Linked DNA regions of Mus musculus: regions 1, 3, 4 and 5 are each linked to region 2. A link is a loop called in an ENCODE intact Hi-C map of the cell type or tissue named here. Cell type or tissue: heart. All regions are shown on one strand. Links, peaks and the distances in the headings refer to the core of each region. The heading gives the core; the rest is flanking DNA.

Region 1 (6,270 bases), core at 472-5,471, 350 kb after region 2:
CCTGAAGCCGGAGTTACAGGCAGTTAGGAGATGCCAGAGTGGATTCTGTGAGCCAAACTCTAGTCCTCTTTGTAGCAGGCTGTCCTTAGCCTCTCAGCCTTCTCTCCTGCATGCTTTCTCTCTTAGGAGGTGGGGCCATGATCACAAACGGATATTTTGTTGCCTAGAGCAACCTGTGGCTTGCAGTCCCAAATCTTTCACAGGGGTCACCTAAGACCATCAGAAAATAAAGATATTTACTTTATGTTGTGATTCACAGCAGTAGCAAAATTACAGTTATGAAGTGGTAATAAAAATAATTTTATGGTTGGGGAAACCACAGCATGAGACACTGTATGTGCCAGTTATGCTTGAAGCCCTGGGATCCATCTGAGCACAACACACATAAATAAATAAATAAATAAATAAATAAATAAATAAATAAATAAAATAATAACAACCAGGCAGGGGAGAGTGACCTTCAGGCTAGGGCACTCCACCTCAGAGGGAGGCTAGAAAGAAATTTAAGAGAGATGGAGCCACTGTCAAGGGTAAAATTCCAAGGGAAAGATTTGAGTAGGCACAGGACTGAATGGCCTGACTCCATCAGACGAGATCAGCAACTTTGGGTTTTTTCCTGCTTCCAGTGTGAGTAAAGGAGAGAAGAGGTACAGGTCCATGTTCTCCACTGTGGGACCGTGAAAGGCAGCCTGTGTTTTGGATGAGCGAAGCTCACTCCGGAGACCCAGTAGAAAACTCTACAAGGGACGGAACAGTGAGCCACATTCCCAGAGTCAGGTGCCTGACACCACAGAGCCCCCAACTCCATAATTCTGTGATTATCAGTCACACAGACAATGTCCCAAGCTCCTGGCATTCTGGCTAGACTCCACCCTCACAGTTACCTGACAGTAGCCAGGTGTCTTAGTCAGGGTTTCTATTCCTGCACAAACATCATGACCAAGAAGCAGTTGAGGAGGAAAGGGTTTATTCAGCTTACATTTCCACACTGCTGTTATCACCAAAGAAAGACAGGACTGGAACTCAAGCAGGTCAGAAAGCAGGAGCTGCTGCAGAAGCCATGGAGGGAAAGCCTGCTCTCTTATAGAACCAAGACTACCAGCCCAGAGATGGTCCCACCCACAAGGGGCATTTCCCCCTTGATCTCTAATTGAGAAAATGCTTTACAGTTGGATCTCATAGAGGCATTTCCTCAACTGAAGCTCCTTTCTCTGTGATAACTCCAGCTGTGTCAAGTTGACACAAAACTAGCCAGCACACCAGGTATGTTCCTCCTCACAGATACCCTGCAACTGCAAGATAGCCCAGCCCACTATAAAAGGGGCTGCTTGGCCCCTCCTTGATCTCTTAAGCTCTCACCTTTCTTACTCCCATCTCTAGCTCTCCTTCTCTCCCTCCCTTCCCTCCCCCTCCACATGGCCATTGCTGGCCTTTTCTTTTCTATCTTCTCTCTTTCTCTCTGCCTTTCTACAATAAAACTCTAAAACCATGGCCCGTCTCTGCTCATCAAGACCCGCCATGCTTGAACGATGGAATAGGCCTTCCCCTAAAGAGCCATGTCTAATCTCCCAAGAGAAGGCCTCCCAACGTTTCCAGCCACCATACCGGACCAAGGACTCTCGCCCTCGTGGGTACCACCCAGCACCTCCCTCCTGCCCCTTCTCCCTTCGGCCCTGGAGCTGACTGAGCTGCCCCTGCCCCGGGGTCCTCACTTTGTTCTCAGCTCTTCCTTGGTGTCCAAAGACCTCCTGCGACGTCCAAGAGCTAGAACCTGTTGTCTCTGGCCTCCATAAGGCCCAGAAATCCTGGACTGCTCCCTCTCTACCCACTCAGACTGGTGTTCCGTGGCTTCCCACAACCAGACACCCACCCAGGCCACGTAGAGAGCAGGCACCAGTGCCCTGCCCAGAGCATTGGAGCTCTGGCGGGACATGGGTTCTCTCTCACACCCTTTATTTCCCTGCCCGACACTCCACATTCATTTGAACCAGCCCTTTTATTTTACAAGTATATGCCCTTCATAATGATTCCTGAAACATGTTGGGGACCCAGTGTCTCCTTCATGTTACGCAAGTACTCTTAGGCTGAGCTGTACCCCGTCTGCATCAAAAGCTTTTGATTTTTCTGTTGCTGCCTAAGTCATACTTGTAACTTTAATTTTTTTCAAAGCCTATTTTTAATGATGGTTCTTAAATGCTTTAACCTCCCTTGTAGCTCAACACCCACCAGGAGTAGTGGGAAAGAAAGAAGTGGGGGAGGGAAGTAGACCTGTTTAGAAAGGTTCTTTGGATCAACTCCCAGCTGTGTTGTCTGGAAATCGGCAGTTCAGCTCACAGGTTAGCATGCAGCAGCAGCTCCTTCCAATCACCAACACCTCATGGATTCCAGCAGTCCAGCTCAGTAGAGTCAGGTTAGCTAATGTGAATCAGCAGCAGTGACACGACCTAGCAGAGACAGCCAGGCCTCAGCCTCAGCTTGAGTCAGTAGGAGGGACCTGGAGGGACACCAGGAAAAGTTCCCTGTGGTGTCCCTCTCAGAGAAGTGAAGATCAGCGAAGATGAGACACACAAGCATTGTACAGCTAGCTGTACCAGCAAGCCAAGCTCGGTCTCCATCACTCTGTAGAGTCCTATTTATAACCCTCCAAATATCACGTGTCCTCTGCATGTCTGTCTCGACTGACATCACTCTGCCAATCAGCCTAAGTTCTTGGAAGGGGCAACAAACTGCAGCACACCACCAGAAGTTTTTGGGTTTCTCTCTATGGCGTCCCCACCAATGCAGCTCAGCTACACAATGTAAGGCAGCCCAATACATGTGTGTCGTTAGCAAAGAATCCTTCATCACGTGTCCTTTCACATGCTTGCTTTAGCAGAACATCCGTTCACCTGGGTCTACTTTAGTCAAGCGTTCCCTCACAACTCTACCTAAATCTGTGTCCAGTTCAGGAAAACACTCCTTCACATGTTTGCCCCAACCAAACACCACCCAACATAATAGACTTTCCCTTTATGTGACAGTCGTTTTCTCCACGTACCCTGCTCCCATTCAGCTGACTTTGCTTTTCTTTCACCCCAGTCTCATATTTCCAAGTGAGATCGAGTCTTAACCCTACGACAGTCTTTCCTTGTGCCAGATTTCGTGGGTAACGTTCATGGATGCTACAGGAACCAACCAGCAAGCCTTGGGTTCTGTCCAAACAAAATAGAGATGAGGGCTGGGTTTGAACCGCTTAAGTCGGCTCTAGGGATGCCTGCCACAAATCCTAGTGCTCAAGAGACAGAGGTGGGAGGAGCAAAGGTTAAAGGTCATCCTTCAATACATAGTGAGTTCAAGGCCTGCCTGAGCTACGTGGGGACCTGTCTCAAACAAAAGAGGGTTGTGGAGAGGGGAGGAGAGGAGAGAAGAAAGGAGAGGGGGGAAAAAACAGAGAAATTAAAGTCAATCCTGTTGAAGATTCTCAGCTTCTGAAGTCAGGCTGGGAGACAGCGATTAACTTTGGAGATTCCTCCCCCTACTGGTTGCCTCAAGTCCTGTCTATTTTACACAAGGCAGCAGGCCATCCTTTGAATGTGACATGGTTTTTTCAGAGTTAACAAAAAGCCTGCTATAAATGAGGACACAAATATCAATCACCTCAAGTTCCCATAATCAAGAAATCTATCATAAAGAAAAGTATTATTATTATTATCATTTTTATTATATAAAATTCTTACCGTAATGGATATGTTTCTTATGCTGCTTAGCGAGAGAGCCCTGGGGGAAGAAACGCCTGATACAGCATTACATCACCCAAGTTTAGTTACACAGGGAAAAAATGCTTGGGTTACATATTTTCCCACAAATTAGTATGGAAATCAAATTATTTTTAAATTAAATATTTTATTCAGTGCACTGGGCATCTTATTTCTTAAATGTCATTGATAAGTATTACTCAAATAGAATAATAAATTTAAAAATTAGATTATCCCACTAAGACTATAGTCAAAGAACAGGTGCTTGGCTACCCACATGTCTAGAACGTTCTTTTGCTTTGTCTTTGCTTTTGTTTGTTTTTTGGTTTGGTTTGGTTTGGTTTGGTTTGGTTTTTTAGAACAGGGTTTCTCTTTGTGTGGCCCTAGGTGTCCTGGAATTCATTCTGTAGATCAGGCTGTCCTCGAACTCACAGAGGTCCTCCTGCCTCTACTTCCAGGATTCTGGGATTAAAACTATGCTCCACCACCACCCAGCCAGAATGTTTTTTTTTTTTTAAGTTCTATCAAAGCATGAATTCCAAGATGTGTAAAAAATTAATTATCTATTTTCCTAGTCGTGGTACCTCATGCCTGCGCTCCTAACATTCTGGAGGTGGAGGCAAGGGGTTAGAAGGCTAAGCTACACTGCAAGACCCTATTGAAAATAATCTCAAAAGAGACTTTAAAAGAAAAGAAAAACCAAAAGACTGCACACCAAGGGAAACCGAGGTGACCCCATTTCACAGCTTTCGTAATGGCCATCATCTGTGCTGGGACCCAGACTTGAGTGCCCAAGCGAGAGACAAGGCTTCTCCCAGCGTCTCCTAGCTGTGAAGATTCTGCTCTACAGGAAGCTCCGCTTTTCTCTCAGCCTTTTGCTAGCCAATATCCCCTCGACTTAAGTCCCATTAGAATTCCTTCCGACTCCCTGTTCAAACCACTGTGTGGTTATGGGCTCTTGGTTGGCGGCTGACTGGCACTGATGCCCATGTAGTCTGCGTTCCACAAGTAACTGAATGTTGCATGTTTACCAGACACTATCCTAACATTGCCCACTGCTCATTTGGGTTACTGAGTCTCTTGCTATAATCACCTCTTCTGAAACAACAACAACAACTTGTGATGTTAAAAAGTGGACAATGGGGCTGGAGAGAAGTCTGTGCAGTTTAAGAGCACTCAGTGCACTTGTGGAGGACTGGGGTTCAATTCTCAAGAACCCACATAGTATCCATCCTAACTTCAGTTCCAGAGCATCTGATGCAGATTCTGATGCAGATTCCTCGGGGAGCACCAGGCATACATGAGGTGCACAGACATACGTGCAGCTAAGATACTCATACACACACTACTTTACTTTGTGTGTGGCTCTTTTGCCTAAATGGTACCCTATGCCCTCCTCTATCACTCTGCCTTATTCCTTTGAGGCAGGATCTCTCTCTCTCTCTCTCTCTCTCTCTCTCTCTCTCTCTCTCTCTCTCTCTCTCTCCCTCCTCTCCCCCTCTCTCTCCCTCTGTCCCTCCTCTCTCCCTCTGTCCCTCCTCTCTCCCTCTGTCCCTCTGTCCCTCTGTCCCTCTGTCCCTCTCTCCCTCTGTCCCTCTCTCCCTCTCTTCCTCTCTCTCCCTCTCCCTCTCTCCCTCTCTCCCTCTGTCCCTCCTCTCTCCCTCTCCCCCTCTCTTCCTCTCTCCCTCTCCCTCTCTCCCTCTCTCTCTCTCTCTCTCTCTCTCTCTCTCTCTCTCTCTCCTCTCCCCCTCTGTCCCTCTGTCCCTCTCTCCCTCTGTCCCTCTCTCCCTCTGTCCCTCTGTCCCTCTCTCCCTCTCTCCATCTCCCTCTCAACTTGGAACTTGTGCTTTAAGGGGCTAGGCTGCAAATCAGCAAACCATTTGTCTCCATCCCTCTCAGTGCTGGCTTACACCTGTGCTGGGACAACAACTCAGCTTATTATGTGGGTGCTGGATTCGAACTCCAGCCCTGAAGCCTGAGCAACAAGCTCTCTGAATGGATGAGCCATACCTCCAGCCCTTCTGCATTACTTCTGACTTAAGGTATTTCATATTTGATTTCAGTCCAATCTCTTTGGGTACAGTGTGTTCTATTTGCTTTGCTACTTCTGGTTTTCCGAAATTTGGTTTCTAATTCTCTGATTATGTGGCTTCACTTCTAAGGGGGTTATTTATTTATTTTATGTATGTGAGTACACTGTAGCTGTACTGATGGTTGTGACCCATCATGTGGTTGCTGGGAAATTAAATTCAGGACCTCTGCTTGCTCCAGTCTAAATATTTATTTATTATTATAAACAAGTACACTGTAGCTGTCTTCAGACACTCCAGAAGAGGGCATCAGATCTCGTTATGGATGGTTGTGAGCCACCACGTGGTTGCTGGGATTTGAACTCAGGGTTTTCAGAAGAGCAGTCAGTGCTCTTGACCGCTGAGCCATCTCTCCAGCCACTTAATGTCTTTACTTTGCTACATACTACGGAAATATAAAGTCCATATCCCCAATAATCACTGTATTTCACCCTCATTTTAGACAT
Region 2 (6,270 bases), core at 490-5,489:
ACTTGGCATCATCAGAACCCAATTCTCCCACCATAGCAAGTCCTGGATAAACCTCCACACCAGAAAAGCAAGATTATGATCTAAAACTACTTTTCACAATGATGATAGAGGACTTTAAGAAGGACATAAATAAATCCCTTAAAGAAATACAGGCGAACACGGGTAAACAGGTAGAAGCACTTAAAGGGGAAACACAAAAGCCCTTAAAGAATTACAGGACAACACAATCAAACAGGTGAAGAAAATGAACAAAACCATCCAAGATCTAAAAATGGAAATAGAAACAATAAAGAAATCACAAAAGGAGACAGTCGTGGAGTTAGAAAACCTAGGAAAGAGATTAGGAGTTATAGATGAAAGCATCACCAACAGAATACAAGAGATAGAAGAGAGAATCTCAGGTGCAGAAGATACCATAGAAAACATTGGCACAACCGTTAAAGAAAGTGCAAAATGCAAAAAGCTCCTAACCCAAAACATCCAGGAAATCCAGGACACAAGGAGAAGACCAAACCTAAGGATAATAGGTATAGAAGAGAGCAAAGATTTCCAACTTAAAGGGCCTGTAAATATCTTCAACAAAATTATAGAAGAAATTTTCCCTAACCTAAAGAAAGATATACCCATGAACATACAAGAAGCCTACAGAATTCCAAATAGGCTGGACCAGAAAAGAAATTCTTCCCGTCACATAATAATCAAAACACCGAATGCACTAACCAAAGAATATTAAAAGGCAGTAGGGGAAAAAGTTCAAGTAACATATAAAGGCAGACCTATCAGAATTATACCATATTTCTCACCAAGACTATGAAAGCTAGAAGATCCCGGGCAGATGTCATGCAGACCCTAAGAGAACACAAATGCCAGCCCAGGCTTCTATACCCAGCAAAAATCTCAATTATCATAGAGGGAGAAACCAAGATGTTCCATGACAAAACCAAATTTACACAATATCTTTCCATAAATCCAGCCCTAAAAAGGATAATAGATGGAAAACACCAACACAAGGAGGGAAACTACACCCTAGAAGAAGCAAGAAAGTAATCTTTTAACAACCCCCCAAAAAAGATAGTCACACAAACATAATTCCACCTCTAACAACAAAAATAACAGGAAGTAACAATCATGTTTCCTTACTATCTCTTAACAACAACGGACTCAATTCCCCAAAAAGGACATGGACTAACAGACTGGATATGTAAAGAGGACCCAGCATTTTCCTGCATACAGGAAGTGCACCTCAGTGATAAAGGCAGACACTAGCCAAGAGTAAAAGGTTGGAAAACAATTTTCCAAGGACATTTCATACTGGTCAAAGGAAAAATCTGCCAAGAGAAACTCTTAATTCTGAACATCTATGCTCCAAATGCAAAGGCACCCACATTCATAAAAGAAACTTTGCTAAAGCTTAAAGCACACATCACACCCCATACAATAATAGTGAGAGACTTAATTTGGACTTTTATGTCTACCATTGCTGGAGAATTTTCATCCTCACAGAAATGTCCTGGCAGAGTGAGTGACTGCCCAATTATCCCAGATGACATAAAAACCTGTCATTGTTAATTTTGATTGCTAGTTTGAGTGGATTAAGAAACACGCAAGGCACTGATGATAGATATCTTGTGGTAGGTGGGTGATGTTTCCAGAAAGGATTAACTGAGAGGTAAGGACATCCCTAATTTCAAGCAGCATCCTACCATAGGTGAGAAAAACAGCTGAGGATCAGCATTCCACACAGTCTGCTTCCTGAGCCTCTCAGATGTGAGCCACCAAGCTGCCAAGCTAGACTGTACTTCCAAATTATACAACAGAATAAAGCCTTCTTCATTTAGTTTAGTTACTTCTTATTGGGTACTTGGATGCAGGTAGGGAAAAAGTGAGGAATATAGGAATATAGGGCTATTTTCCTTCCAGTTCTCCAAGAAATGGATATTTGTACCTTTGTGACTTGTCTGCAGCAAGGTCCTTGGAAACACACAAAGAAGAACATAGTAAGGAACCATCACTAGTTACAGCTGAGATAAACTCTCAGGAAGTCTCTGGGTTAAGGGAAGCAGTTTCAAGCCTGCATCATCACTGGGAAGATGTCCATCTCCATCACAACACATTGCATGGAAAATGGGAAAAGTAATATCGTTGGACCATTTTGGTTAAAATACTGTATTGGCAACTGCATCTCACTCATCTCAATCACTGGATAATTACATTAGCCAAGAGCATCTCAAGGCCCATATAAGCTAACTACTCCTGGGATGTAGCCAGAAGAGGAAGAAAGCTTACGCTTTTATTGAGGGACAGAACACCACTACCATTCCTGAAAAAAGAAAGAAAAAAAAACCACTATAACTCTGTTTCTCTCTTTCTATGAATTTCTGTTTTTCATAGACCATTGAAAAACCACACTTTGAGGAAAGGATCATGTACAGCGAAATTCACAAGTGACTCTTCTGATGAATCCCAGTCCACAGAGATCTCTCTCTCTCCCCATTTGCTGTGCACATTATCAATGATCCTTGCCGTTAGCTGCTGGGATCTGTCTCCAGCAGGTGGTGCCAAAAGATAGTTAATAGAAGTCAGCTCTGTGGTTTGACAATAAATACATTTAAAAATTAACTGGCTTTTGCGACGTTTTGCATTTTTCTCTCTTTCTTTTGCTTCTTGCCTGTGTGTTCACGTGCATATGCACGTATGTGTGTGTGTACATGTTAGCACGTACGAGTGTAAATGCATGTGTGTTGATCTGAGGACAATCTCGGATGTCCTTCCCCTTCCATCTTGCTTGAGACAGGATCTCTTCCTCACTGTAGCACGCCTCAGGCTAGCTGGCCCAGGAGCTCGGGAGAGTCCCCTGTTTCTGCCTCCTGTCTCATAGGAGCACTGTGGTGACAGTCCCATGTCTCTGTTTTACATCGGTTCTGAGAATCTGAATTCAGGTCTGCTCACTTGCACATCAAGTTCTTTACCCCCTGAGCCACTCACTCCCCTGGTTCACTTTCTCAACTCCATCCGTGTTACTTGTAGGATGGTGCAGACGCCAAGGCTGCTGCTGTCTCTCACTCTACAGAGACCCACGAGACCTGGAGCTCATGGTCTTTCTTCAGACTTCAAAGAGAAAACAGAAGCGACGGGAAGACGGTACTCACACCCCCACATCCACCCACCTGCCTGTATTTGTGACCTCATTCTGCCCCTTCCTCCCCACCCATGTCCCCAGTGAAAGGCCACCCCTCTAACTGGCCTTCCCTGAACTTCTCTTGAACTCCATTTTCCTTCTTATCCACATTGCCCATCCAGGCCCCCAGCCTGGTCTTTGCTTTACATCTGAATGTACTAAAAGAGTACACCTGGCACAGAGCACCAAAGTTCTTGTCTGCTAATTGTTCTCCTTTAGATACCTCCTGTGGAGTTCCCCTCCACGATTTCATGGAATCTGTTCTTGCTCCAGTCACGACTTGCTGGACCAATGGGACAGCTCTACATCTGCACTGTGCTTGATGGCTTCTCATGCCCTCTTTCTCAAAGCACTCGCTTCCCATGTCCTCTTGACTTCCAGGACGTTCACTAGCTGTCCTGTGTCCTGCATCCGGCGGGCCCCAGACTTATTATTCCAGAACATTTCCCACTGGGCGGCATCTAATGTCTGTCTATGAGTTTATCCTTGGCCAGCTTGTGCATTGCGATGGTAGAGGCTATCCATACAACAGTGGCTCCTTGCTGTTTATGACCCTGCACACATCCTGCCAGGCTTCTCCATCAGCATCTCAATAGAATATGTCTGTAGGACAGCTTTCTGCTTCTCCTAAAGGCTTTTCTCTCACAACAAATAGCAACCAGAAGCTCCCTGTGGATCAGGAGCAAAACTTGATGCTGTCTTTGATTTTGCTCTCATTTTCTCGCCTCTGGGTGTGAGGGTATGTATGTATGGAGAAAACTTTCAGATACCATTCCTTGAGTACCATCCACCTTATATTATTGTTGTTGTTATTGTTATTATTATTACTATTATCATTATTATTGACATAGTTTCTCATTGCCTAGTGACTGACAGAGTGGCCTAGGCTGCCTGATCTATATGCCCAGGAATCTGTCTCTGCTTCTCTCCTGCTGAGATTAGAAGCATTTCTCACCACTCCAGACTTCATGAGTTTTATTCATTTATCTTTCTTGAATGTGGATTCTGAGGGATGGAACTCAGGACAAGCCTTTTACCGACTGAGCTGTCAGTCCTGCCTTCCTTTCTCTTTTACCCTGTCTATCTAGCTTTAGTAAATCTTGCAGGGCTCTTTTTCAAAACTGTATTTGCACATAATAAGTATGTCTAGCCTCCTCCATCCACTGGTCCTGATGCCAGTCATCACCCTTCCTTTCCTGGCCAATCACGAGGGTCTCCTGATTCATCCGCCAATCCTGCCTTGTCTCCTTCCACCTATTCTGAATATGGCAGCCACAGTCATCTTATTAAAATATAAATCTCTGCAACACCAGAGTTATCCAGGTCAAGCCAGAATGGTCCAGTATGCTATGTGCCCATGCATGACCTGCCCCTATTCTCTCTCGGGCTTTGCTTGGATCGAGTTCATGGCCACTCATTCACTCCAACCATTATGTCCCTTGCTGTTCCTTCCTCACACCAGGGTTCACACTACCCAAATGGCTTCACAGACCATTCTTCCAGAGGAGGAGCCTGGTACTCTTCTCAGACCATCCGGTTTAAAGCCACGATCTCTCACCACCTCCATCATCCTCAACACCGCTGTGACCACTGCTCACCATCACTTCTCCCATGATTATGTTAGCTGAATTACATCTCTCCATAGTGATCAGCAATGCCCCATTGCCCATCTCTCTCCAACTAGAGAACAGGATCCACGCAGTGACTGGTGTCTGTTTTGTTCATGGCTGCATGCCTAGGCCAACAAGAGCACCCACATGGCACTGACCCTCGTGCAAACCTGTGAAGCAAATGAATTAGTGAATGATTACTCCACACTGAATTAGCAGTTGGATCCCAGGAGTCTTCTCGGCACACACAAGATCACCCATCACTCCTGTCACAACACGCAGAGCCTTGCCTTTCCAAAGAACAACACAGGCAGATCTCTAAGTCCTTGGTCAATGTTTTATTGAAAGAGACGATTAAAACTCAGAATAAACCAACTCATAGGCTTCTGTAAATCATTTATGAACATACCCACTGCCAACAAGTACCTTCCCTCCAGCCAATTTCTATCTGAATGTACAACTCCTAATGCCTTAAATTCTTCAACACTGAAAATGAAAGATGTGTTTTATAAAATGCCATCCGGAGACAGAGCAAAACTTCGCATGCTCAGAATCATCTAGGAATTTAAGTTCTCCTCAGCCTGATCCTGGTTTTTGACACTTGGAGATAGATGGCAGTAATTTATATGTTTAATCATGCTGGACCTCTTCTGTGACTGTGCCCTAAGATACTTGCATCCATCTTAATAAAAAGGAGATGCCTTACATTTTCCACCCTCCAAATTACAGAGTTTCTTATGCTTCAGAACTGAAGAGTTTTATTAAGTCATTGCTCTGCTAAGTGTCAGGTGAAATAACATGTCAGTTTATTTGCTTCGTAGGGGTACTATATTGTCTCTTGTGGCAAATGCATTTAAAATGCTTAGCATTTGGGAAAAATAGTATAGGAAAGAGGAAAATCACATTCATTCCTACATAGAGATATGGCAGCCTAAGGAAATTGCTTTGAGGCATAGTCATCCTTTTTTATAGTACCCAGCCTTAAAGGCAACCTCCAGGTTAGCTAAATTGATTAAGGAGTGGATCTAGCTTTTTAAGGAAAAAGGCAGCCACCCCTTTTTTACATAGCTTGCTCTTGACTATCCAGTCTTTCGTGGAATAAATGTTTATTTAGCAAGTACTGTGTGTTGGCTACTGTGGGGAGTCTTGGAGATGAAGGAAAGATGGAGACGAAAACAATTAAACTTGACTTAATTTGTAGGTGTCCAGCATCTATCCAAAGAGGAGAGAGCAAAGCAAGCAGGGAGTGAAAGGCACACAGAATCAGAGCCTAGGGGAGAAACGGCACTCCGGTGAGGGCTCTGTGCAGGTTCCATGGAGAGGGTGACATTTAAGCAGGCCTTTATCCTGTAAAGCAGTCAGGGTTGTGGGCAGCAGATGCTGCTGCTTGTGTTTGAGAGACATCACTGGACTCCTCTGAGTGTCGTCATGGACCAGCAGCAGGGAATCTGGGAATCTGACAGTAATTCTGATCCTCAGATC
Region 3 (6,270 bases), core at 510-5,509, 490 kb after region 2:
CTTGTTTACATAGTTGCGCATGCATTTCTTTGATACCGTGCTTGGGTAATCTTGGAACTCCAGGGAGTGGGCTCTCTTGCTAGTGAACTCATGGTTAAATGCAGAAAGAGAACGAGAAACGAGAGCCAATGACAGGATGGAGCAGTCGACATAACAGAAAGGTGTAGGTACTGGGTGTGCATAGGACAAATGTGTGCGCATGCGTGTAGCGAGTATTTACCCAGGATGGATGGGGGCAGAAACTGCCAAGCACTGGGCTTCCCACAGTGCACTAGGCAGACATGGTCCCCGGCTCAAGGAGGGAGGATGGGGTGTAACATGGAGCTGCATGAAAACGGACTTGTGGGGTGGTACCAGGCTCTTACCAGAAGAGATGGCAGGAACAAAGCCATCCAGCATGGGAAAGTTGTTTGTTTGTTTGTTTGTTTGTTCCTTTGTTTGTTCAAGGTTTTGATTTGTTGAGACAGGGTCTCACTATTATAGCCCAGGTTGACCTCACTGTGGAATCCTCCTGCTTCAGCCTCTAGAGTGCTTCAATGATAGGCAGGTCTCCCCCCAATGTCCACTCTGCGTAACGATTCTTTTGTTCAACTTATTGTTTAATTATGCGTATGTGTGTAGGTCTGTGCACTTGTGTGCTGGTGTCCAAAGAGGCCAAAGGTTATCAGATGCCCCTGGAACTGGAGTCATAGGCAGCTGTGAACCATCTGACTGGGGAGCTTGGACTTGAACTTGGGCCCTTACTAAGAGCAGCAAGCCACTCTGAACTGCTGAGACATTCTCCCTACCCCTAAATAACTGCTCTCCATTTGCCATTAGGATGTTTATATTTCTGATCATGGTAGCGTTTCACTGGAGCAGGTCCGGTATGGTAGCCTTCCTTCCTTCTTTTGGAAATGACTCAGTCTGCTCAAATGCACAATCTTTCTGCCTTAACTTCTGAATACTAGGATTGCAGAGATAAGCCACCACCCCAGGCTAAGGGTTATGTTTAATGCTCAGACTTCCACATACCAACTGGCACCAGGGCCAAGGATCTGAGAGAAATCAGCTGGTGATATCTGACAAGCGATATTCAGAGGTAGAAGTACCGAGGGGCAGAAGCACAGTGCAGTGCTTCATACGGTGCTCGTCTGAGGACTGAACACGTGTTTATGTATTTACGCGTGTGTGTGCTTACAGGTGTAAGCGTGCCACAGTGATGGTCAGAGGGAAACACTTAGAAGTCCTTTCTCTCTTTCCAATCTGAGAACTGGAGACTGAACTCAGGTCATTAGGCTTGCATGGCTAAGCGCTTTTACCCTGCTGAGCCATCTATGGGCCCCCTGAGTACATTGTGATATAATTTCAGATACCCAGAGCCTGCCCAGGACTCTAGATTAAGAGGCCCTTAAAGAGGGCCTCAGTCACAGGCTACACTGGTCACTTAAGTTATATTTTTAGCATGAGAGATGCATTGGTGGTCACTGGGGCAGAATTATCCAGAAGGTCCCAGCTCCTACACACACACACACACACACACATACACACACACACACACACACTTATATCCCACCCTGGGAACCCAGGTTTATTCCCAGCTACCCTTTGTAAACCATATCTTATTCTAAGAATCCCAAGGAATAACTTTTTTTCTTCTGGTTTTTCGAGACAGGGTTTCTCTGTATAGCCCTGGCTGTCCTGGAACTCACTTTGTAGACCAGGCTGGCCTCAAACTCAGAAATCCACCTACCTCTGCCTCCCAAGTACTGGGACTAAAGGCGTGTGCCACCATGCCCAGCTTGGAATAACTTTGTAGTTCAAGTTTATACGTTATATAAAACAAACTAGGGAGTTAAAGATTGAGACTAAAGAGAAAAACACCAGTTGATGAGTTGGATAGAAGTCTGAATCTAAGACACATAGCTTTCATGCCTTTACCCATAGAAGATGGTGTCTAAGACTGCAGAATACAGGAGACCAGCAAACAGCCAGTGGGTTCTGGGGAAAATCTTATACTGTAGTGTGTGTGTGTGGGGGGGGGGAGGGGGGCACAAGAAGTGATCATCCCCTATGCTGCCAACAAATACAAAGAGAAATGGACTCTTTCTGGAGGGCCGTATGCTGGAACACACCACAAGCTTAAATAGACAGATGCACCTGGGTGCTCCAGGACATTTTCTTTAACAAGATCAGAGCCGTATAGTGCTAACTATGACAGAAGATAGTCCAAGCAACTGAATATCCAAAAGTTAGAGCTAAGGTATGTTTCCACTACAATTGGGTTGGGAACCAATAAACTGAAGAGCACATTTTCACATAATAAAATGGCCGCTCCAGAATACGAAATGGGAAAAATGGGTAAGTTTGCAAGGTTGGTTTGGTTTAAGAGCAGTGCAAACGTACAAAGAGACGAGAAGAGACTATAGACAATCTTATTATGCTGTCGGTCAGAGGGGTACTGGGTGAATTTCATTTTATTTGAGTCTTTCTGTAGCCACAGTATAATCAAATAATAAAGTTGTCAAAGTAAAAATGGACCTAAGGAAAAATTAAAAATTTCACATGAATGTCTTCTAACGTGTCCAAGGCCCACAAAGGGCAAATACACTCACACTGTTGAAATACGGCTGTCTAAAGGAGACTAACAAAGGCTGCCTTCTTTGTTACTTAGGGCTTCAGAATAATCTTCTGAGGTTTTTTATTTTTTATTTTATTTTCTCATTTCTTTGTTTACAGGTTCTCACTGTGCAGCCCTGGCTGTCCTCAGACTCACTTGGTAGAACAGGCTGGCACAGAGATCTGCCTGCCTCTGTCCTAAGTGTTAGGGTCAAAGGAAGACACCACCACTCCTGAATCTAAGCAATACCTTGTAAAGGACATCTATGATCCAGGAAGGAACTGGCGTGGATGGCTATCATTGGAGGTGGTTTTTAAAAGAAAAAATTAATATGGAGCAAAGAGCAAAACTTATTACCAAAATTAAAACAGAAAAAAATTTTTGAACCACAAATATGAAATGTGTTATCTTTTAAGATCATGGCTTAATCCTGACTTATATTAAGAGGGATAAAACAAAAGAAGAGCAACACACACACACACACACACACACACACACACCTCTTCTTGATCTCTCTCAAGGCAAGAGATTAAACAAAATTTCCTATTCTGTCATTTCCTAGGGGCTGGCGTGTCCTTACCTCCCCCTGCTGGCTGATGATGGGTACTGCATATTGAAGCTTCACATCACAGAAGAGACATTCCAAAAACACATTAGCCACACCAATGAGGTTGTGATTCTCCTGCGCTTCATAAAAAGGGTCACCTCGCTTCCCATAGAGCCTCTTGGCCTGAGAAAAAGAATAGGTCATTGGGTGAGAAGTCAGGAAACAACGCATCAACTTAAATGATGTTATTTCAAATTAGCACTAAAAACGTTTAGAGGAAGCATTCGTAAAAATAAGCAAGTGCAATCAGAATCGTGCCCACAGAGACCCAGCACACGAGCGGGGCGTGTTTGCTAGGGGACGCTCACGCAGAGGAGCCCCAGCTTCACTCACCCCACGCCTGAAGCCTGCTTTACGTCATGCCCTGTGACTTACACCAATTCCTTCACCAGATTTTCCTTTTTATTACTAACATCAAATATTAAAAGCAAAGCTTAACATTACATTCGCTATGATGACTTCAGAAATCTACCCAGCCCTGAGCACAGCTAGGGGCACAGACAATTAGGGGCACATGCGCAGACGGGGATGAAGATGAAATCCACACTGGCTTCGGCCGGTGTAATTTTCCAGGACACGGACTGATAGCACGGAGCGACTGCGCATGCCTGGAGCGACTTCTTTTCTCCTCTTTTCCCTTGAAAGTCAAAGAGCACAACGCAAACTAAGTCCCGCCTGGCTTTCCTGGATTCCGTGTCCACCGGACTGAATCACGTGCGATTGGCCCTTAAAGATCACATTTTATCTCCCTAGTGTAAATGACCAAACCATTATACCTGTGGTCTTCATTCGGCCAAGTCTCCTTCATGCTCTGTTTCTCTTACCTCAGGAACATTTTCTTTCCATTCTTGGTAAAGGTCTCTCATATCAATTAGCTTATTCTCCAGCTTCTCAATGGTCCAGACCTGGGTGCCCTTCCCTTTCCTCCTGGCTTGGATGGCGGGCTCGCTGACGATTGCGCCTCTCTGTATTGTGATGGAAGACAGAGCGGACATGACTCCAACACCCCGCCTCCCCCCCCACAGTTAAAGACTGTATATACTATTGTGAGGTTCTAAGTTTACAAAAGACAGTAAAACTTTACCACCTAGGGAATGCCCTGGCCTTTCTTTTCTACATATATCTATGTATCTATAGATCTATGTATATTTACCTCACAATTCCTTTCATTGGATATTCTTCATAATCTTGCTTTCCAATAGCAACATAGGAATTCATCACACAGATTTATCATATTCTGACTACTATTCAATTGCAAGGGGACTTCAAGTTTTTGTTACACAGATTCAACCGTGAGGGCTGGAGTGGCTCAGGTGACTTACTTAGCACACTGGCTTAGCTCAGGTGGCTTATCTAGCACAAAGCCCTGGGTTACAGCCCCAGCTTCATCTAAAACAGATGTGGTAGTGCATGCTCATCATGACCACATTTGGGAGGTAAAGACAGGAGGAGCAGAAGTTCAAGGTCACCCTTAGTTACTTAGTAAGTTTGAGGGCAGCAGGCGATTATGAGACCCTGTCTCAATCAATCAATCAATCAATCAATCAATCAATCAACCAACCAACCAACCAATCAGTCTTAAAGAAGAAAAGGACTATTAAAAAATTCTCATATACAGAAAGAAGGTACACACATCAATCAATCAGTCAATCAATCAATCAATCAATCAGTCTTAAAGAAGAAAAGGACTATAAAAAATTCTCATATACAGAAAGAAGGTACACACATGCCTCTGTCTGTGGATGTAGAACTCTAAAGACCAATAAGATACTCCCTAACTCACTTTCTTAAAATTTTAAAAAAAGACTTTATTTTATGGTACAAGTGTGTTTTGCCTGCATGCATGTATGTGCACATGTGTCCCTGGTGCCTCAGAGCCAGGAGAGGGTATTGGATCCCCTGCAACTGGAGTTCCAGATAATGGTGAGCTACCATGTGTGTGCTAAGAACCAAACTTGGGTCCTCTGGCAGAGTAGTAAGTGGTTACCTGAGTGAGCCCTCTCTCTCCACTCCCCACACACAACTTTCCTTTTAACTTGCTGTCTGGGCAGGAAAAAAAAAAGATGAAAATTCATTTTCTTCCAGGTTACTCTTTTACAGTCAACTCTTGATGTTGTAATGATAGGAGACCTCCAGATGGCTCTAAGGAGTTCTGTGTGCGTGCTAGCAGGTTTCCAAGATGTTTCTCCTTCTCAGAGTCCACTCAGAGAAAGGTGGGACAAGCAAGCACACCCACACACCCTCACAGCAGAAGGGGTGCTTGCATGAAGGAAGGCAGGCATGATACTTACACATGTATGTATGTCCATGCATAAACACACATGTATGCCTAACTTCACTCTTTTGAAACTTCGATTATTACTGTGGGTGGATGGATGTGGTTGGGCACTATGAGCCTGTGGAGGTCTGAGGACAACTCTGTGTCGCATTCCATTCTTACACGGGAGCCAGGAATTGAACCCAGGTCATCAAGCTTGTGAGCGAAGCTATCTTCTGAGTCCCTAGTTTCAATCTTTTCAAGGAAGTGACTAAGTCAGAAAGTCCTTCTGCCACCAAATTATGCTTCCATCCTTTTCTTCCCCCTTGCCCTCCTCATTCTTCTCAAAACAGGGTTTCTCTTATAGCTTTGGCTGTCCTGGAACTTCCTCTGTAGCTCAGGCTGGCCTCGAACTCAGAGATCTGCCTGCCTCTTCCTCCTGAGAGCCTGGGTTAAAGGCATGCACACCACCTCCTAGCCTTCTGTTTCTGTCCCTTCTAAGGGTGTTTACCCAGTATGCTTACCCATGGGTAAATACCAACCCCCGCCCCCCCGGACCCCCTTAGGACCTGCCCACAGAGGTGATCTATAGATTCCGATCCGCAGCATTTACCAGCCTCCATCATGTGGTCCCATTCCCTAGGGCCATGCCTACCTTCCTGTTGGCACTGAGGTTGGCCGCAGGGATCTGCAGAGTCACTTGGTAGTCAGTGAGCTTGCTCATCTCCTCGGCTAGGAAGTTGGCTTCCCTCACCAAAGTGTTGGCTTTCACCAGCTGCTCTCGAAGCTTGGCCAAGCTCTGCCTAA
Region 4 (6,270 bases), core at 641-5,640, 110 kb after region 2:
GATTTTGAACATGGAAGGTGATTTACTGTAAGTAGCTTACTGTAATAAAATGGTATCAATTCTGCCAAGGAGTGGTAACCAAGGACTCGGGCCATCCATGTGCGCTAACTTGGATATGGCAAGCTTGGAACTTATTTCTAACTTGTACAGTATTTTTTACTTTTTCTCTTCAAAGAAGCACACAAGGCATGCAGGTATCCACATCTCTTCTGCCAAAAGCAGCCGGAAAGAGAAAAGATTCTTCACGTACTGTTATTGCAAGCCTGAATCTGTGATGGGCCTTTGTACAGAAATATTTGGTACTTAATAATCTTGAAGTCTGGATTCAGATCCATCTCACAGCCCCGGAGGGATACATGGTTTAATGGCACAGGTTCATAAAGCCACCGAGAGTGGATCTGGCCTTTGGTCCTGTGTTTCCCTTTGTGTAGACGTGAAATCAAATCCACAGCACGCAAGGAGCACGCTGAGCGATGTCCTCTCCTGATGTGGATTTAGAAAATAAATAATCACCAATCTCTGCCCTCATCTCAGCAGCTCATGCCAGTTAACCAGGAATGCCTTGATTATTTGTGGGATTTTCAAAAATGTCCCAATGACCAGGTATATCATCTTGTTCAAAATGAAATAATTTCAGACGAAAGTGTCAAATATTTTCTAAAGTCACTCCAGTGGGATCTCAGGGGACTTAAGGGAGTACATTTATCTGTGTTATTTTCTCTAGAATGATGACATACAAGTCTTCTCCCCCCCTTCACTGTCCCCCCACGTGTGTATGTGTGTGTGTGTGTGTGTGTGTGTGTGTGTGTGTGTGTGTGTACAGAGACCAGAAGCTGGCCAAGATGTGCCAGCACAGTTAGCATTCGTGGCGATACAGGGATTTGAACTCAGGTCCTAGCACTTGCACACCAAGCATTTTTCCCACTAAGCTGCTTCCTCAGTCCTCGAAGTAAAGAGTGTATTTCTTCCCGAAGGCTGAGCTCTAGGATAGTCTATCCCGTTGTGGGGGTAAAACCTTCCTCTTAGCTCTCTCCACTTTGCCTAGAGACCACCATCCAAATGCCTGGCTGCACTCCCAGATACTCTCTTTGCCTGCAGGCTGGGTTGGCTTCTTACCCATGTAGGAAGACAAGTCATCCAATGGCACACAGTGTCTGGGACTTCTTAGTAGACAAAAAGCCTCCCCTCTCAGAGGCTTTTGCCCGCCTGCGCTTCAGTGAAGTACTATAATTGTGAAATGACACCGTAAGATGAATATTAAATACTCGAAAGCATACGTCTTCTGTGTCAGGGTCTGCTTTCTTACTTTTAAAAATTATCTTTTGTCCTTCGAGCACAGAGTCCCTTCTGAACTAGTACTTCACTTAAACAGCGACAAAGATTTATATTTTCACACTGGGGCCGGCGTCTACAACAGTGGTTCTCAACCTGTGGGTCGTGACCTTCCAAGACCATTGGAAAACACAGATAGTTTGTTACTATTCATAACAGTGGTAAAATTACAGTTAAGAAGTCGCAACAAAAATAGTTTAGTGGTTGGAGGATCACCACAACACGAGGAACTGTATTAAAGAGTCAACACTTCGTATAAAATACTTACATTATATAAACTGCTTAATTTTTCTCCCCAGGATTAACCACAGCGAGATTTCTTAGTTTTCCTTTTCTCTCACTGAGGATTCAAACTGACCCCGATAACCTCGGGCAGCCTCCTGTGGAAATCAGCAAGATGAATTGAAGATTTCCTACCAGAATATTTGCTAGTAATTCTCATTCACCTTTGCACACACCACATTCTTCATTGGCTGGGGTTGACAGCTAAGGTGCCCTGGAAAGTAACTGGGGTATGTCTGTGGGGCTCTATCGGTTAATACACTGACCTGTTTAAAAGGAAATAAAAGATGTAGCTCAGGGGCAACTAGTGTTGGGACTACACTGGCCTCTCGGAGCAAAACCCGCTTGTGCAGTGAGGGCAGAGAGTGAAATGTTCTGCTTACATTAAATACTTTCATCGGGGGCCTGGGGATGTAGCTCAGTCGGCAGAGTGCTTGCCTGGCAGGAAGGAAGCCCTGTGCTCCTTCCCAAAGCTTCCCATAAACCCAGAGAAGGGGCACATGCCCGCAGTCCCAGCATTCAGGACTCTGAGACAGAAGAATCAGAAGTTCAAATTCAAAGTAATCTTTATGATACACCGGAAGTTCAAGGACAGCCTGGGATACACAATACCCTGTCTCAAAATAAGGGGGAGGGGTATTTTAATCTAAACCTTAAATATGATGGGCTGATTTCAAAGCGTCATTAATTTAAAGCCCTATTGAGCATAAGAACTGCCAACGAGCTGGCTTAAATTAATAAACATATACTACGTTTAGTGTATTCTATCTATGCTTCCAGAATTGCTGGTAGAAATCCATCGTTATGTAACAGCCCCCACCCTTTTAAAAGAAATCATACTTTTTACAATTATATCCGGATAAATAAATGAGGTCAATTCACTAACCGTTCTGCAATTCAAATAGAAGGAAATAGATTCTTTGCTTAGTGGGGAAAAAAAAAGGCGGAGGTGGGAGCGACTTGTGTTGAGACAGACATTGTACCCATCTTCCTGAATAACTAAGTTAGGCAGGAAGCACAAATTTGATGATCGTGGGAGGTACAGTACTAATTCATGGTCCTCTGCAGTAGTCAGCAGGGCCAGATGAATACAGACACCCTTTGCTAGCTGTGAGCCATTAAAGCCAAAGTTTTTCTCAAGCATTCCCAAATGCTAGGGGCTATTATTATTATTCACCCCACCACATAACATCCCTGGGGCTCTTCCTCTTGGTTACCCACAGCACCAGCTTTTGGGGGCTAAGAAAACTTGAGAGTTCTTCTCACGGTTCAGACGCTAGAGACAGATCTCCTTGGTCCCAGGTGTTTGGGAGGGGACTGGCCTCTGTACAAACCACCCCAGGCCCCGGGGGACTCTCAAGTCAACTGGTCGTGCCAGCGAGGCCTAGCAAGAAGCTAGCGTGGTCTGCTTCGGAGCGTCAATCAGCTCACTCTGGGTCCCTGCGGGAATCGCCAGGGGTCTTTGCGACTTTGACCAGTAGGAGCAGGCAACAACAGAGCCAGGCCGCCTCCAGCCGTTTCCAACTCTGCCCCAGCAACAGCGCCAGAGCCCCAGCCAGGCGACCCAGCGCCCGCGCGCGGGGAGAGAAGCAGCTGTTCCCAACAGCTGGGGGGCGGCGGCGCCGGGCGCCCCAGGTGCTGTCCCGGCCAATCGCAGGCGTCCGGCCCGCCCCCTCCCCAGCCGGGCGTCGACCCCCAGGGCCGCTGGGGAAAAAGGAATAGAGGGTTGGAGAGCGGTCCTCCGTCCGCACTGGTGTGGCAGCTACTAAGCAGAAGGGACGGTTCCCAGACCGAGCCGGGCCCAGCACCGCGCCCCCAGCTGCCACCTCCGCGCCCCCGGGACACGGTAGCCTCTGAGCCAACCCCCATCCCACTAAGCCACTCGATTTTTTGAGAAAGAACCATCTACCTCTTCTGGACTTGGAGACCACCACCCTCTCTGCATTTAAGAAAAAAAATATTTTTATTTTATTTTTACTTTCACGCGGCGTGAGTGCAAAAGGCTCCCACAGTCCGCGGCTACGGAGCTGGTTACCCGGACGATCCGGAAGGTCTGGACAGTGACCGGACGCGGGGACTGGAGCAGAGCGCCTGGGCGAGTGTCGGGGACAGTGGGCCACTTGGGAAGCCGCGCGCCCAGCGCCCACGCCGCCCCCTCGCCCCCGCGCGCGCCCTCGGCCCCCGGCGGCCGCCGCGCGCTGCGGGAGACGCGGAGCCCGAGGACCAGGCGCAGCCGCAGCCGCAGCCGGAGCCCGAGCCGCGGGGCGGGCGCGAAGATGCACACCACCCAGAAGGACACGACGTACACCAAGATCTTCGTGGGAGGGCTGCCCTACCACACCACCGACGCCAGCCTGCGCAAGTACTTTGAGGTCTTCGGAGACATCGAGGAAGCGGTGGTCATCACAGACCGGCAGACCGGCAAGTCCCGGGGCTACGGATTTGTAAGTTACGTGGAAGAAGGACTCAGGGTGGGTGGGGAGCAACTAAGAGAGGTCCTGGCCAAAGCGATCAGGCCAGCAGGGAGCAAGTGGCCCCAGGCCCTGGGGAGGCAGAGATTAGGATAAGGGGCACAGTGGGACCTCGCGGGACGCCCGTTCACTCGGAGCTAAGCTGAAACTTTAAGTGCGATGGGGCTTGGAGAAACGAAGGGCCGTGGCTGCCTCGTGGGGTACAGAGAGGACCTGAGGCCATGCTCTTTCGGTGGCCCCGAGAGCCTGGGAAGGAGAGATGGGAGATGTGGAGAGTTGGGAGGGAGGAAGCAGAGCCCCTCACTGTGGATTCCCAGGTTGGAGGCTGGTTGTTAAGTGAGCTGGTGCTTTGTTTAAAAAAGAAAAAAAAAAAAAAACAGTGTGTGTGTGTGTGTGTGTGTGTGTGTGTGTGTGTGTGTGTGTTGTTTAGGCCCAGGGAGGGCTAGAGCTAACACACACACACACACACACACACACACACACACACACACACTCACACACACACACATACACACACACACACTTTACATCACTATCTTTTAAATTGCAAAGGTAGATTCTAAAAGGAAAAGAAAAAGCTGCACCTCTGGGTGTTTGCCTAACTGAAACAGCACATTAAGCTTCCTGGAGATTTAAAGGGGCGAATTCAGCAGCCCAAAGAGCTGAGAGCCCAGGAGCAGGGCAATCGCTATTGTCGCTGGGGAGTAACCAGCTGGTTTGGGGCTGGACTTTGTTTAAAGCCCACAGTACCTCTGGGGCCCCGGTGGGAATGTAAAAGGTAAATCTCCGCGCGAATTCAGAATGGTGGCTCCCAATCTCTGTTAGGCCCCACATTAGCACCCTTAGGACTTTGGGTGGGGGGCGGGGGAGATCCTTCCTTCCTTTCTTCTTTCTGCTTTTTTTTTTTTTTTTTAAGGCAGAGAATGGAGAGTTAATGTTCCCAACCCCTCCCAAATAAGAAAAGAAAGCCAGCCAGCTCGGTGGCTTGAATCCTTTTCCTTCAGGGGTTAACTGAGGGCTCTGTGTGTCTGTCTGTGTATGTTGCTAAGGTCACCATGGCTGACAGGGCTGCCGCTGAAAGGGCCTGCAAGGATCCCAACCCCATCATCGATGGTAGGAAGGCCAATGTGAATCTGGCATACTTGGGAGCAAAACCAAGAATCATGCAGCCAGGTGAGCAACACCCTCCTCCCCCTCCCCCTCCCCCTCCCCCTCCCCCTCCCTCTCCCTCCTCCCCAACTCTCCACCCATCTGTAGACAGATTCCACTGCCACCCCCAGCCCAGAAAAGCCAGCTTCCTGAGACCCTGTAGCTCGGTTTGGTAGAACTTGAGCTGGTTGTTCCACCAAGGCATTAAAGATACATGAACATTGTAAGTACGCCTCTGGGTACTTGAGATGTTCAAAAATAGATCTTAGGGTCCAGATAGCTTGCACTCAAAAGTTAATTGGTGTGTTTTCCTATACAATGATAGATGTTTTTTTGTCTGCTTTCAGTTATCCAGTTTTTACTAGCCACTTGTGGATAAAAGGGTATACTACGTGGGCCTTGTCACCTCTGGCCGGCCAATGAGCCTTCTTTCTTAGTGTGCTCTAGGCCAGTTACGCTGTGCTCAGAGAATGCATGATCTGAATCCTGAACCAAGATGGACATAGCACATATTTTCACATAAAGTCACAGAGTACTAGCAGCCACATAGGAAGATTTCACCTCCACAGTTTACAATTTTGGGATTTTTTTGTTTGTTTTGTTTTGCTTTGTCTTTAATGATTTTTTACTTGGAGATGAGAAATAATTTATTTTTAAAAAATCCCCATAGCTGTTAGTTTACAATATTGCTAGGTCTGTGTGAAAATCTGTTGTATTATTTGGGAGTGTTATTTTCCTTTACTGAAAATAATTCACCTGAGGGTTGAGCTAATGACTCCGATCCTTTAGGCAAGCAGCTCTGTTGCCGAAATCATGTACCCTTCACTCAGCCTTGGCTGCAGAAGTTTAGAGAGAGAGAGAGGTTGACATTTCTGTTCAGGAGCCCAATTGTCAGAAAGGAAATACGTGGAGAAATTACCCACGAACATTCAAAACTCTGTCTTTCTAAAACATCTTCTCCGTAAAACTGTAAGAATTGTGCACGTACGAGTCTCAAAAGAGCGATGGGGAATTTTGTTTTTATACAATTTTAATA
Region 5 (6,270 bases), core at 620-5,619, 710 kb after region 2:
CCCATTGCTCCCGCTGCTCCGCTGCCTCCGCGCAGCCCTCAGTCACGGCCACGGTCACGGTCACGGAGCGGGGCATGCGCTCTGACGCAGGGCGCACACTGCCACCCCCTGGCGGACGCACGACGCAGTCGTCCGCATGCGCCGTGCGCAGACCTGGGATAATCACGTCACGGGTGGAAGATTCCAGGATTAAAGATTGAGACATGTCAGCGGGTGTGGGGGCGGGGTGTGATGAGTGGGTCTCTCCGTGTCCTCCTGTAAGTGACAGCTAGTCTCTCAGGGATGGTGCCCAAACGGACTGCCAGTCAGCTTCGCTGGGAGGTGGGTACCAGGGCTAGACAGGAACAAGACATGGCTCCTAGTCTCTGTATAGTAAGATTCTGAAGACAGAGACACAAGAAAGAAGATAACTTCAAGGGGCAGATGTGCATTCCTCTCTGCTGTGTTTTTTCCTTCTTGTGAGAAGGTAGCTACGTAGACGTCAAAGAATTGGGTGTGATAGTTGTGATGCCGGGACTCAGGCGGCAGAAACAGGAGAACAGCTGTTGGTGGTTAGTTGGAGGCCAGCCTAGGCTACAGTGCCTAAAAAAACAAACCCCCAAACCAAAACAAACAAAAGAATACTTGTGAAGTGGGTTTGTGTGGAAGGGATATTTTGAAAGCTGTTAGCTTTCTCGCATGGTGGTCTACATAGTGAGTTCCAGGCCAGTTAGAGGCACAAAGGGAGACCCCGTCTCAAAAACAAACAAAACAACAACAACAAAACTTGTTAGTTAGTAGCAGTTATAGAATTCGCTCGTGCCTGCCTTCTTTTAAGTGGTTTTCATTCACTTTTATTTAAGCCTCATGGAGGCCGTGATTGGAAGGCAGGCAGTTTGACTACACGGCATCTCACTGATCATCAGATATGGTTTTGTATGACAAATGTTTGAGTCTCCTTGGCAAAGGCTTAACTGCACCAGTGTGGGCTGAGGGGCACTGTGAAGGGGATTATAACGTACAGGTAAGTTCGAGCCAGCGGTTCCTCCCTGCAATGCCTTCCATCCCGAGAAAGATTGAAAGTAAAGGGGCTGAAGCGATGGCTCAGTGGTAAAGAGTGCTTGCTGCCCTTCTGGAGGACATGAGTTCAGTTCTCCGCACCATCTGTAACCCCAGCTCCAGGGAATCCAGAGTCCCCTTCTGGTCTCCATGCATTTGCAAACGTGTGAGATACATTCACATAAACATATACACCTGCAAATAAATAAGTATAGGAAATATTTCAAAACTGGAGAAATGATTGACAATAAAGATGATCGTGGAAGTATCCTAATCTTATGGTCAGTATAATCTTCCGAAATCCATTGGGGGTATTCAAAGCTCTCATTTTCGGAGTTAACTGTCTTACATGAACAAGGTGCTGGCCAAAACCATGTATTAGAACATTCTTATTCACAAAAAGGCTGTGATCATGATTGGTTACCCTCTTGTTCCATAGACTTCCAAGAAACTGGAGGACTCAAGCCTGTGTTAACACTCTTCGAGAGAGAAATTCTTTGGAAGGCCAAGGAAAACAAGCAGTTTTTTTTTTTCTTTTTTAATCAACTACTACATATCTCAGAGATTGAATGTTAGACCAGAATAACCAAGCTGATACTATGATTTCAAAATGCATTTCCATTCTAAATAAGACACCAACTAAAATAATATCTCATAGAAAGTTTTTTTATTAGTAATTTAAAAAAACTGTTTTTTATTAGTGTGTGTGCACGAGGCTGTCTGTGTGTCTGTGTGGACGTCTGTGTGAACCTCTGGAGGCCAGAAGAGGATGTTAGATACCCGAGAGCTAGAATTATAGGCAGGTGTGAGCCACTGAATGTGGGAGGGTTCCTAATGTGGATTCTCCAGACTGGGCAGCCAGCGTTATGTAACTATTGAGCAACCTCTCCAGCCCCTCAGAAATAATAAGAAAATAGATTTATTTTACTTTTTGTGTATAAGTGTTTTCTCTACAGTATGCCTGGTGTCATAGGAGGTCGGAGCGGGGCTGTCGGTTCCAGGAAACTGGAGTTACAGATGGCTGTGAGCCACAATATGGATCCTGAGACTCAAACCCAAGTCTTCTGCAAGAGCAGCAAGTGCTCTCACGTTAAGCCTTCTTTCCAGCCCCTCAGAAACAGTTTTTAACTCGGGAAACACAGTCTGGATACAAAACTGGACTATTTTTAGAACCAGTCTTGTGCAACAGAAATGTAAGGAAACCCACATTTTAAAATAATTCCCTTGTATCCCCACTTTTAAAAAGTTGAAAAGAAAAACAAAATTTAGTTGAATTCTTTGTGTCCAATCCATCCTTTGGACATTGTAATCACCTGAAAACATGAATGGAGACATTTTAACACTCATTTTGTATAGTGAGTAAAGTCTGGTGTGTTTTACCTTCAGTGTGCATCTATCTAATTCAGATAAGCTAACTTCCACAAGTGGGGCTGGTGGCTCCCACACAGATCATGACAAAGGCAGAGCCGTCCTAGGAGGTGTCATCTTTTAAAGGTATTTCCCAGACTGACCCTGATGGATCCCTTACTTGTATCTAACTCGTCTCCGCTCCAGCATTGCACCCAAACTATTCAAAGACCCCGATTCATTGCTGACTGCAGCTGAGCTGTGTCCTCTAGAGATGTCCAAAGGCTTGCTGCCTGCTGAAGCTCCTTCTCTGCCTTCTCAGGCCTTTGCTGCCTCTGAGAGGCTACAGGTGGCACTACACCATGAGCACTGCTGGCTAGGTTGGGCAGCTTTGCAGCAAAGACACTCAGTTTTCTCCTGGGGTTTACTATAAAGCACTTAACTAGGAGGTTTGTTTGTTTGTTTGTTTTGAGTCAGGGTCAGCTCATGTCGGCTTCACGCTGGTTATGAGGCTGGGGCTGGCCTTGAACTCACCATCCTCCTGCCTGTACCATCCTAGTCCTAGGACTACAGGTGCTTGCTACTATGCCAGCCCAGATATTAAGTTAAAGGGATGGCATGTGATTGGCAGTTAAGGTTTTTCTCAGCTCTGCAAAGCTTCCAGCTTCAGGAATAGCAAACAAAACCAAGGTCTGAGTCCCACAGTTTAGGGGTCTTGGCAATGTTAATCTTCAGACTTTGCCTCCATCCCATGGAACCCGCCAGTCTCTGCTCTGTTGTCTCTACCAGCCTAAGCTGACAGCCTGGTCTTTCTTCTGTCGGATCAAGGATACAGAGTCTGATTGACAGCCTGGTCCATCTTAAAGCTTGCGCTCTGTCTTCATCTCTTTCTATTGCTTTTGTCCCTGAAGGGACACACTGAGTTCTACCTCTGGTTTTGCTCAACTCTGGACTGCACCAAGCACAGGCCTCACAGGTTCGCACTTCGTTTGCCGGGTGAATGCCATCATTCACCCGGAGGTCAGGAGGAAGTGTACAAGGACTTACCTCGGATGAGACGGGGCACACCCTTAATCCCAGAGTTTGGGAGGTAAAAGCAGTCATTCCTTCCTAAGTTCCAGGCCAGCCAAGGTTACATAGGGAGACCTAGTCTCAAATAAAGAAATAATAAAGACCTTGGGTTAGGTAGGTGACTCCATGCTAGAGTTTGACACTGATGGGTCAAAATATAATAATAATAATAATAATAATAATAATAATAATAATAATAATAATAAAAAAAGTTTGCTTTTGAGAGATATTTAATCACTCAGAAGGTCAGAAGAACTTGAGAGGAAGGCAATAGAGATGTACCATGGGGCCTGTAGTGAGAGCATGTGTTTGTAAGATCACAAGTATGTAAAGGCAGACCAGAGGGGGCTGGAGAGATGGCTCAGTGGCTAAGATGCTCTTCCAGAGGTCCTGAGTTCAATTCCCAGCAACCACATGGTGGCTCACAACCACCTGTAATGAGATCCGATGCCCTCTTCTGGTGTGTCTGAAGATAGCAACAGTGTACTCACATACATACAATAAATAAATCTTTAAAAAAAAAAAGGCAGAAAAGATGAAGAGAAAGCATTCCCCTCTTTGCAGTGATGTCTCTAGTGCAAGGGTTTGGTTGCCCTTGTTTGTCCTTGTTTGTCCCTGCTAGACTTTCCAGGTTTTCAGATATTATGATTATTTTGTGGTACTACGGATTGAACCCAGGGCCTCACATACACTAAAACACTCTACCGTTGAGCTATATCCCAAACCTCATACATTATTATTTAACATTTATTTTAAAATTTTTATTTATGTGCTGTGTGTTATCTGCATGTATGTGTGTACCACTTATGTGAGGGTATTCATGATGGAACAAAGAAGGTATCAGAGGGGCTAGAGAGATGGCTCAGCAGGTAAGAGCACTGACTGCTCTTCTGAAGGTCCTGAGTTCAAATCCCAGCAACCATATGGTGGCTCACAACCACCTGTAATGGGATCTGATGCCCTCTTCTGGTGTGACTGAAGACACAGTGTACTCCTAATACATAAAATAAATAAATCTTTAAAAAAAAAAAGAAGGTATCAGAGCCTCTGGACCTGGGGTTACAGGCAGTAGTGAGCTGTCTCACATGGGTGCTAAAAACTGAACTCAAGTCCTCTGGAAGAGCAGTGCTTACTCTCAACCACCAAGTCACTGCACCAGCTCCCAGCAGGTTATTTGTATCATTTAAGTATAAGTAAATGCTCAACTCTTACTTTAAAATACTGCAGCAGGCAGTGGTAGCAAATGCCTTTAATCCCAGCATTTGGGAGGCAGAGGCAGGCAGATCTCTGTGAGTTTGAGGACAGCCTGGTCTACACAGCAAGTTCCAGGACAGTCAGGACCAAACAGAGAAACTGGGTCTCGAAAAAAACAAACCAAAAAGCCAAAGCCAAAGCCAAAGCCAAACCCTGCTTCTTATGGCTACCCGCTCTTCAGCACGCAGCAGATTTTCAGGCAGATTTTTTAAAATGTTACATATCAAAGTTATACAAAGTCAGAAATGGGGACTGTATGCTGAAAGCAGAGTGACCATGCTTAAGGTTCACATACTTGAATCCTCTTCCAGGCCAATTATTATTATTTTTTAAATTTATTTATTTATTATATGTAAGTACATTGTAGCTGTCTTCAGACACTCCAGAAGAGGGCAGCAGATTTTGTTACGGATGGTTGTGAGCCACCATGTGGTTGCTGGGATTTGAACTCTGGACCTTCAGAAGAGCGGCACTCTCAACCACTGAGCCATCTCCCCAGCCCCCAAGCCAATTATTAACTCGAGTGGATTTGTAATCTGTTTGCAAGGAATAAAACCTTAGATGACACGCGGTAGAAAGCAGGAGCCGTATGAGTTAAAGACAGATTTAATAAAAGCATCCAGAGCCAGGCAGTAATGGCAAATGCCTTGAATCCCAGCACTTGGGATTAAAGAGTTGAGTTCGAGGATAGCCTGGTCTACACAATGAGTTCCAGGGCAGCCAGGGCTACTAGGAGGAACCCTCTCTTGAGAAACAAAGCATCCAGAAATCTTTCTTTAAAAAAAAAAAAAAACTCTGTCTCTGTGTCTCCGTCTCTATGTCTGTCTGTCTGTCTGTCTGTCTGTCTGTCTCTCTCTCTCTCTCTCTCTCTCTCCCCGTCTGTCTGTCTCTCTGTGTGTATCTCTCTGTCTCTCCACTTTGCTTGGACATGCATGCATACACTCGCATGCCACACCTCCCTCCCATAATCAAACTAGTTACTTTTCTTACTAATGTACACAAACTACTTAAGGAAGGAGGGCGGGTCTGGGGCGTGGTTTGAGGGAAGACATTGTGGAAGGCTGAGACTGAAGTAGTTGGCATGTCCTGCATCTGATTGTTCACTGTCATTGAAAAGGAAGCAGAGCGAGCGTGGGTTAAACCAGGCCTGGCTACAAAACATTAAAACCTGCCCCCAGTGACCTACTTTTTCCAGCTAGCCCCGTCTCTTAAAGGTCCCAGAAACTTCCAAAACTGTGCCACCATCCGGAGACCAAGTGTTCAGACTGAGAGAATTCACATCCAAATCATAACATGCATGATAAACACGCTGAAAAAATTTGCTTCCTTTATGAAAGAAAAACGACAACCAATAATGGACTACGGTGGTGAGTGGGCAAGCTGATGTCTCTGTGGGCTGAGTTTCTGTTCATCCATGAGTGCCCTAGCATTTGAGAGCTCTCTTGAGCAAATGTTTTCCAGGCCACCTTCTGTGGTCCTGACCGTAAATCCTTTCCAGAGCCAATCTCCTGCCAGCCAATGGAGCTTTGGTTACATTCCCTGTGTGTTCCTTCCCTTTTC

The links. A loop is a pair of places that touch in the nucleus more often than their neighbours do. Peaks named below come from ENCODE experiments on the same cell type or tissue, not always from the same donor. Only the 100,000 strongest peaks of a DNase experiment are listed, where the experiment ranks them.
Region 1: a loop joins it to region 2, with 9 times the contacts of the local background. A loop is called at or near these places in 33 of 42 quality-filtered maps.
Region 3: it touches region 2 in a loop (14-fold over the local background); 26 of 42 quality-filtered maps call a loop at or near these places.
Region 4: a loop joins it to region 2, with 2.7 times the contacts of the local background. A loop is called at or near these places in 4 of 42 quality-filtered maps.
Region 5: it touches region 2 in a loop (3.0-fold over the local background); 3 of 42 quality-filtered maps call a loop at or near these places.

What each region holds. Positions count from the first base shown.
Region 1 is chr13:46,660,254-46,666,523 of GRCm38, forward strand. No RefSeq gene overlaps it. Among named protein-coding and RNA genes, the nearest start is that of Fam8a1, 6.1 kb to the right of the region's middle. In heart, for the core only: a CTCF peak has its summit at 3,526 (motif pointing left); no DNase peak of the experiment used is centred there; H3K27ac peaks cover 345 bases.
Region 2 is chr13:46,308,329-46,314,598 of GRCm38, forward strand. No RefSeq gene overlaps it. Among named protein-coding and RNA genes, the nearest start is that of Stmnd1, 38 kb to the left of the region's middle. In heart, for the core only: a CTCF peak has its summit at 2,543 (motif pointing right); no DNase peak of the experiment used is centred there; H3K27ac peaks cover 250 bases.
Region 3 is chr13:46,795,163-46,801,432 of GRCm38, forward strand. Kif13a (kinesin family member 13A) reads right to left here. Exons shown (of 38, transcript NM_010617.2): 18 at 6,119-6,270; 19 at 4,031-4,171; 20 at 3,180-3,329. Among named protein-coding and RNA genes, the nearest start is that of Gm24620, 31 kb to the left of the region's middle. In heart, for the core only: a CTCF peak has its summit at 3,211 (motif pointing left); no DNase peak of the experiment used is centred there; H3K27ac peaks cover 1,133 bases.
Region 4 is chr13:46,415,141-46,421,410 of GRCm38, forward strand. It overlaps Rbm24 (RNA binding motif protein 24), which reads left to right and starts at 3,160. Exons shown (of 4, transcript NM_001081425.1): 1 at 3,160-4,058; 2 at 5,135-5,258. The coding sequence starts at 3,891. In heart, for the core only: a CTCF peak has its summit at 3,077; DNase peaks (open chromatin) are centred at 3,241 and 5,151; H3K4me3 peaks cover 3,011 bases; H3K27ac peaks cover 3,594 bases.
Region 5 is chr13:47,014,775-47,021,044 of GRCm38, forward strand. Nhlrc1 (NHL repeat containing 1) reads right to left here and starts at 76. Exons shown (of 1, transcript NM_175340.4): 1 at 1-76. The coding sequence starts at 5. In heart, for the core only: CTCF peaks have their summits at 2,730 and 5,100 (motif pointing right); no DNase peak of the experiment used is centred there.